Linked DNA regions of Homo sapiens: region 1 is linked to region 2. The links are chromatin contacts, found by Hi-C or POLR2A ChIA-PET in ENCODE. All regions are on one chromosome and are shown on one strand. The core of a region is the stretch at or near the end of the contact, and the rest is flanking DNA. Distances in the headings are between cores, read along the strand shown. Region 1 overlaps VAV3 (vav guanine nucleotide exchange factor 3). Region 2 overlaps VAV3 (vav guanine nucleotide exchange factor 3).

Evidence for each region. A loop is a pair of places that touch in the nucleus more often than their neighbours do. ChIA-PET counts read pairs that join two places held with the same protein, here RNA polymerase II (POLR2A).
Region 1: a loop to region 2 is called in a map of OCI-LY7, with 2.2 times the contacts of the local background. The contact joins two enhancer-like sites. A Hi-C loop is called at or near these places in 7 of 168 maps with a recorded cell type or tissue (B cell, CD4-positive, alpha-beta T cell, CD8-positive, alpha-beta T cell and 4 more). POLR2A ChIA-PET finds 5 or more read pairs at or near these places in 6 of 52 experiments (B cell, OCI-LY7, T-cell and 3 more).

Annotation. Positions count from the first base shown.
Region 1 is chr1:107,842,916-107,846,416 of GRCh38, forward strand. All of the region lies in intron 2 of VAV3 (vav guanine nucleotide exchange factor 3), which reads right to left. Among named protein-coding and RNA genes, the nearest start is that of MIR7852, 53 kb to the right of the region's middle. Within about 2 kb of position 1,941, at least 8 of the 41 ENCODE cell types and tissues checked have a DNase peak (open chromatin) inside an H3K27ac peak, as active enhancers do; they include B cell and OCI-LY7, where a contact is called at or near this core.
Region 2 is chr1:107,802,669-107,806,344 of GRCh38, forward strand. The region is part of intron 2 of VAV3 (vav guanine nucleotide exchange factor 3); the gene reads right to left. Among named protein-coding and RNA genes, the nearest start is that of MIR7852, 93 kb to the right of the region's middle. Within about 2 kb of position 2,228, at least 3 of the 41 ENCODE cell types and tissues checked have a DNase peak (open chromatin) inside an H3K27ac peak, as active enhancers do; they include B cell and OCI-LY7, where a contact is called at or near this core.

The sequences.
Region 1 (3,501 bases), core at 691-3,190, 40 kb after region 2:
TATTAACATCAAGTGTTCATATTCCTATCATGAGGAACTTTATCTATGATGAGAGCAGAAGCAGACCTACTGAGAAAAAAGTAGAGAAAAAAGACAGACAGAGAGAATGCTATTTGAATTCCTGGTTCCACTTGTTCCTGAAGTCCACCTTTACTCCGCCCTTCCCAATAGTTTGGCTGTTCCAATTTATCGTGAAACCTATGAGTCAAATTCTCCACATTATGCTCAACCTAAGGCATAATGCTCCTGGGTGGGCATTATAACTGACAGCTCTGGAATCAGGCTACTTGGATTTAAATCCTGACTCTTAAACACACATCCTGAGTAAGTTTCCTATAAACCTTTGGTGCTTCAGTTTTTGTATATATAAAATAAGGATGATAAGAGTACCTACTAATAAAATTGTCATTAGAATTTGACTAGATATGTGAAGCCCTTAGCACAACACAAATATATATATATATATATATATATAGTTAATAAACATTAGTTATTATCAGTTCTAGTGGTAGCTCAAATTGGATTTCTATCACAACTCTAAATGTTCACTAATCATCTATAGACTTTTGTCTTAGAATTACACTGTTGAGATTAAAAATGTATGTGTGCGTGTGTGTGTGTGTATATATATATATTTATATATATATATATGAGGAAGGTGGTTCAATTCACTAGCCATCTGCTGAAGTATGAGCAGGCGTATTTAAACCTCCACATTACCGAGGAATATTCAGAAGGGGCTGGAACATAGAAAGCCAAACTTCATCCCACACTGTCTGCACCAAGTTTTTTCACCCTCTCCCCCCATGGGGTTATTCCAGACTGATAAAATCAGACACGGAAAAATGCATTTTTGGGGGAGTCTTTTGCCTGTTCAGTTGTGACAGATAATCCTAGGATAAAACGTACCCCTACAGAGCGGGGAGCTTTCCACTGTGGGGGTTCAAAGAAGATGATTCTTCCTGGAAAAGGGAGAAGAGAATGAACTTCATGACAAAGAAACAAAACTGGAAACTGAGAAGTATTCATGATGAAACTATCTTATATAAGACATAACTTTAACTAACCTATAAGAGACTTTAACTTTTAAAGTTTTCTTCCTGGATTCTGGGCAAGATGGCTGAATAGGAACAGTTCCAGTCTGCAGCAACCAGTGAAACCAATGCAGAAGGCGGGTGATTTCTGCATTTCTAACTGAGGTACCCAGCTCATTTCATTGGGGCTGCTTAGACAGTGGGTACAGCCCACCGAGGGCAAGCAGAAGCAGGGTGGGGCATTCCTCACCCAGGAAGTGCAAGAGGTCAGGGAACTCCCTCCCCTAGCCAAGGGAAGCCTTGAGGGACTGTGCCACGAGGGACGGTGCTATCCGGCCCAGATACTATGTTTTTCCCACTATCTTCGCAACCCAAAGAACAGGAGATTCCATCTGGTGCCTACACCACCAGGGCCCTGGGTTTCAAGCACAAAACTGGGTGGCCATTTGGGCAGACACTGAGTTAGCTGCAGAAGTTTTTTTTCCGTACCCCAGTGGTTCCTGGAACACCAGCGAGACGGAAACATTCACTCTCCTGGAAAGGGGGCTGAAGCCAGGAAGCCGAGTGGTCTTGCTCATCAGATCCCCTGCCCATGGAGCCCCATAAGCTAAGATCCACTGGCTTGAAATTCTCCTTGCCAGCACAGCAGTCTGAAGTCGACCTGGGATGCTCCAGCTTGGTGGGGGAGGGAGGCTTGAGTAGGCAGTTTTCCCCTCACAGTATAAACAAAGCCTCCAGGAAGTTCGGACTGGGTGGAGCCCACCACAGCTCAGCAAAGCCCCTGTAACCACACTTCCTCTCTAGATTCCTCCTGTCTGTGGAGGGCATCCTCTGAAAGAAAGGCAGCCCCCAAAGTCAGGGGCTTATAGATAAAACTCCCATCTCCCTGGGACAGAGCACCTGGGGGAAGGTGCAGCTGTGGACGCAGCTTCAGCAGACTTAAAGCTTCCTGCCTGCTGGCTCTGAAGAGAGTGGTAGATCTCTCAGCACAGCGTTTGAGCTCTGCTAAGGGACAGACTGCCTCCTCAAGTGGGTCCCTGACCCCTGTGCCTCCTGAGTGGGAGACACCTCCCAGCAGGGGTCGACAGACACCTCTTACTGGAGAGCTCCGGCTGGCATCTGGTGGGTGCCCCTCTGGGACGAAGCTTCCAGAGAAAGGAACAGGCAGCAATCTTTGCTCTTCTGCAGCATCCACTGGTGATACCCAGGCAAACAGAATCTGGAGTAGACCTCCAGCCAGACCTGCAGCAGAGAGGCCTGACTGTGAGAAAGAAAACTAACAAACAGAAAGGAATAGCGTCAACATCAACGAAAAGGACGTCCACACAAAAACCCCATTCAAAGATCACCAACATCAAAGATCAAAGGTAGATAAATCCACAAAGATGAGGAAAAACCAGCACAAAAAGGCTGAAAATACCAAAAACCAGAATGCCTCTCATCCTCCAAAGGATCACAACTCCTTGCCAGCAAGGGAACAAAACTGGAAAGAGAATGAGTTTGACGAATTGACAGAAGTAGGCTTCAGAAGGTGGGTAATAAAAAACTCCTGCGAACTAAAGAAGTATGTTATAACCAAATGCAAGGAAGCTAAGAAACTTTTAAAAAGTTAGAGGAATTGCTAACAAGAATAACCAGTTTTGAGAAGAACATAAACGACCTGATAAAGCTGAAAAACACAGCACGAGAACTTCATGAAGCATACACAAGTATCAACAGCCAAATAGATCAAACAGAAGAAAGGATATCAGAGATTGAAGATCAACTTAATGAAATAAAGCATGAACACAAGATTAGAGAAAAAAGAATGAAAAGGAACAAACAAAGACTCCAACAAATATGAAACTACGTGAAAAGACCAAACCTACATTTGATTGGTGTACCTGAAAGTGACAGGGAGAATGGAACCAAGTTCAAAACCACACTTCAGGATATTATCCAGGAGAACTTCCCCAAACTAGCAACACAGGCCAACATTCAAATTCAGGAAATACAGACAATACCACTAAGATACTCCACGAGAAGAGCAACCCCAAGACAAATAATTATCAGATCCCCAAGGCAGAAATGAAGGAAAAAATGTTAAGGGCAGTCAGAGAGAAAGGTCAGGTTACCCACAAAGGGAAGCCCATCAGACTAACAGTGGATCTCTCTGCAGAAACTCTAGAAACCAGAAGAGAGTGGGGGCCAATATTCAACATTCTTAAAGAAAAGAATTTTCAACCAGAATTTCATATCCAGCCAAACTAAGCTTCATAAGCAAAGGAGAAACAAAATCCTTTACAAACAAGCAAATGCTGAGAGATTTTATCACCACCAGGCCTGCCTTCCAAGAGCTCCTGAAGGAAGGACTAAATACGGAAAGGAAAAGCCAGTACCAGCCACTGCAAAAACATACCAAATTGTAAAGACCATCAACACTGTGAAGAAACTGCATAATGACAGGATCAAATTTACACATAACAAT
Region 2 (3,676 bases), core at 978-3,477:
TCATATCCTAGGATGCATCCCACTTGATCATAGTGAATGGTCTTTTTAATGTGTTGCTGAATTCAGTTTGCTAATATTGTGTTGAGGACTTTTGTATCTGTGTTTATCAGTGATATTGGCCTGTAGTCTACTTTCTGTTGTGTGCTTGTCTGGTTTTGGTATTAGGGTGATGTTAGCTTTGTGGAATAAGTTTGAAAGTATTTCTTCCTCTTCAGTTTTTTTTTTTTTTGAAGAGTTAGAGTTGAATTGGTATCAGTTCTTTAAATGTTTGGTAGAATTTAGCAGTGAAGCCATCAGGTCCTGGGCTTTTCTTTAATGAGAGACTTTTTATTACGGCTTCAATCTTGTTGCTCCTTATTGGTTTGCTGAAGTTTTCTATTTCTTCGTGGCTTAATCTTGTCAGGTTGTATGTGTCCAGGCATTTATCTGTTTCTTCTAGTTTTCCCAATTTGTTGGCCTATACTTATAATAGTTTCTAATGATTCTTTTTATTTCTGTGGTCTCAGTTGTTATGTCGCCTTTCTTGTTTCTGATTGTATTCATTTGGGCCTTCTCTCTTTTTTGGTAGTCTATTTAAAGGTTTGTCAATATTGTTTATCTTTTCAGAAAACCAACTTTTCATTTTTAAGGCTGGGTTTAGTTTGTTCTTGCTTTTCTAGTTCCTTGAGGTGCATTAGTTCATTTGAAGTCTTTATATTTTTTGATGTAGGTATTTACTGCTATAAACTTCCCTCTCAGTACTGCTGTTGCTGTATCCCACAGATTTTGGTATGTCATATTTCCACTTTAATTTGTCTCATGAATTTTAAAAATTTCTTTCTTAATTTATTCATTGACCCTTTGGTCATTTAGGAGCATGTTGTTTAATTTCCATGTGTTTGTCTCATTTCAGAGAGGTTCTTCTTGTGATTGATTTCTAGTTTTATTTCATTGTGGTAAAAAAATACATGTGATATATTGCTCTTTTAAATTTGCTGAGACTTGTTTCCTGGCCTAAGATACGGTGCATTTTGGATGAACTTCCATATGCTAATGAAAATAATGTGTATTCTACAACAGCTGGGTGACACATTCTGTAAAAGTCATTTAGGTCTATTTGGTCTAGTGTAGTAGTTTAACTCTGCTGTTTCTTTGTTGATTTTTTTATCTAGATGATTAATCCATTATTGAGAGTGGAGTGTTAAAGTCCATGACTGTTACTTTATTGCAATCTATCTCTCCCTTCAGATTTACTAATGTTGCTTTTGTGTGCTTTAGTGTTGGATGCATATTTATAATTGTTATATTTTCCTGCTGAATTGACCCCTTATATTATTAATATAGTCACCTTCTCTATTAGGCAGAGTCTAAAGTCTTTGACTAATAATCTGTTTATCTAAGTATAATTATTCCCCCCATTTTTTGGTTTTTACTTGCATAGAATATATTTTTCTATCCCATTACTTTCAGCCTACATGTGTCTTCATAGGTGAGGTGGGTTTCTTCTAGGAAGCATATAGTTAGGTCTTGTTTCTTTATGTATTCATCCAGCCTATGTCTTTTAATTGGAGAACTGCATCTGTTTATACTCAGTGCTATTACTGATGGGTAAGGACTTACTGGTGTCATTTTGTTGCTTGTTTTCTGGTTGCTTTGTAACTCCGTTCTTCCTTTTTTACTGTCTTCCTTTGTGGTTAAGTGACTTCCTCTGGTAACATGTTTTAATTCATTGCTTTTTCTAATTTTAGCATATCTATTATAGGTTTTAACATGTAGGTTACCATGAGGCTTACAAAAAAATCTTGTAGACATAACAAGTCATTTTACAGAGATGACAACTTATCACAGATCACCCCAAAAAAGAAACAAGAGAGAACTTTAATCTTTATTTTAACTCCATTCTCTCCACATTTTTGTTTTCTCAATTTACACATTTTTGTATTGACTATCTCAACAGGTTTCTGTAGCTATTATTCTTTTTGATACTTTGTGCTTTAGGATTCATACTAAAGTTATGAGTGTATTGTACATCATAATTGCAGTATTAAAGTATTCTGGGGCTGTATCCGAACTTCAGTTTTACCAGTGGGTTTTATACTTTCAAATATTTTTGGTTTTTTTTGTTTGTTTGTTTTGCACATTAATCTTTTCTTTCAGAATGAAAAACTCTCTTTAGCATTTCTTGTAAGACAAGTCTGGTGGTGGTGAATTCTCTAAACTTTTGTCTGTCTGGCAAAGATTATCTCTCTTTCATATGTGAAGGATAGCGTTGTTGAAACAATACTCTTGGATGGCAGCAGGGGTGGGGTGGGGGTTGGGTTTTTTTTTTGATTCCCCTGGCAGCACTTTGAAAATGTATGTTTTCTGTTGAGAAGTCTGTTGCCAGACCAACTGGAGTTCCTTTATATGTTATTTGCTTCTTTTCTCTTTCTGCTTTTAAAATCCTTTCTTTGTCCTTGACCTTTGAGAGTTTATTATGCTTCTTGGTAAAGCCTTATTGGGGTTGAATCTGTTTGCTGTTTCTCTGACCTTTCTGTGCCTAAATTTACCTCTTTCTCAAGTTTTGAAAAGTTGTCTACTGTTTCTTTGAATAATCTTTCTACTCCTCGCTCTTCTTCAACTCCCTCTCAAACACCAATAATTCTTATATTTCATCTTCTGAGCTAATATTCTATATCTCATACGTGACCTGTCATTCCTTTCCATTCTTTCTTTTTTCTCCTCTGTGTAATTTCAAATAGCCCATCTTCAAGCTCACTGATCCTTTCCTCTGCCTGAGCAATTGTGCTGTTGAGTCTCTCTCTGATAAATTTTGCAGCTCAGCAAATGTATTTCTCAGTTCCAAATTTGTTTGATCTTTTAAAATCATTTCAATCTCTTTGTTAAATTTCTCTGGTAAATTTATGAATTGCTTTTCTGTGTTATCTTGGAGATGACTGAGTTTCCTTAAAATTGCTATTTTGAATTCTTGTTCAGAGAGCTCACATATTGCTGTTTCATTAGGTTTGGTCACTGGTTCCCTTCTTTGTCCATTTGGGGAGGTCATGGTTCCCTGTTTACTATTGTTTCTTGTGGATGCATCTCCGTGTCTTTATTCCAGTCTTCTCTGTCTGGCTTGTTTTGTTTTTTGTTGGGTATGTTTGCTTATAGATTCTTTGTAATTTACCTGTTACATTCTTTTTTCTTTGCTAGGTTGTGGCCTCCTTTCCAGCATTAGATGGAACCTTAAACCCAGGTTTTCCTTGGCTCAAGCAAACAATTAGTGTGCTACTAGTCCCAAATGAGGGAGGTCTCAAAAGGGATACTAGCAGTGTGGGGAGGCTGGCTCAGGGTTTGTGCCCAGGATATCTGTGGAATGTACCACCTATAGCATGGTACTGAAAAGCCACTGACTTGGCATCTCCTTTGGCCAAGTTACAAAGCAGAGTTTCCAGGGCTACAGATGGTAGCCCTGCCTCTGCCTTTTGTCTCCAGTTGTCCTCAGGGATATTTCTCCCTTCAGGCCCTTGTGCTGCTTCCTATGGGTTTAGGCAGGGCAGGTCTCCTGTGAGGGAACACAAGACAATGGGGAAGATGGCTGTCCACCTCAATCTCACTTTTTCCAGTGTTAGAAACCATGAGTTGTGGAACATTTTCCATGTGCTTGCTGCTGGGCTGACTGGGGGAAAAGGCATCACAGATATGGAAGTTATAGTCT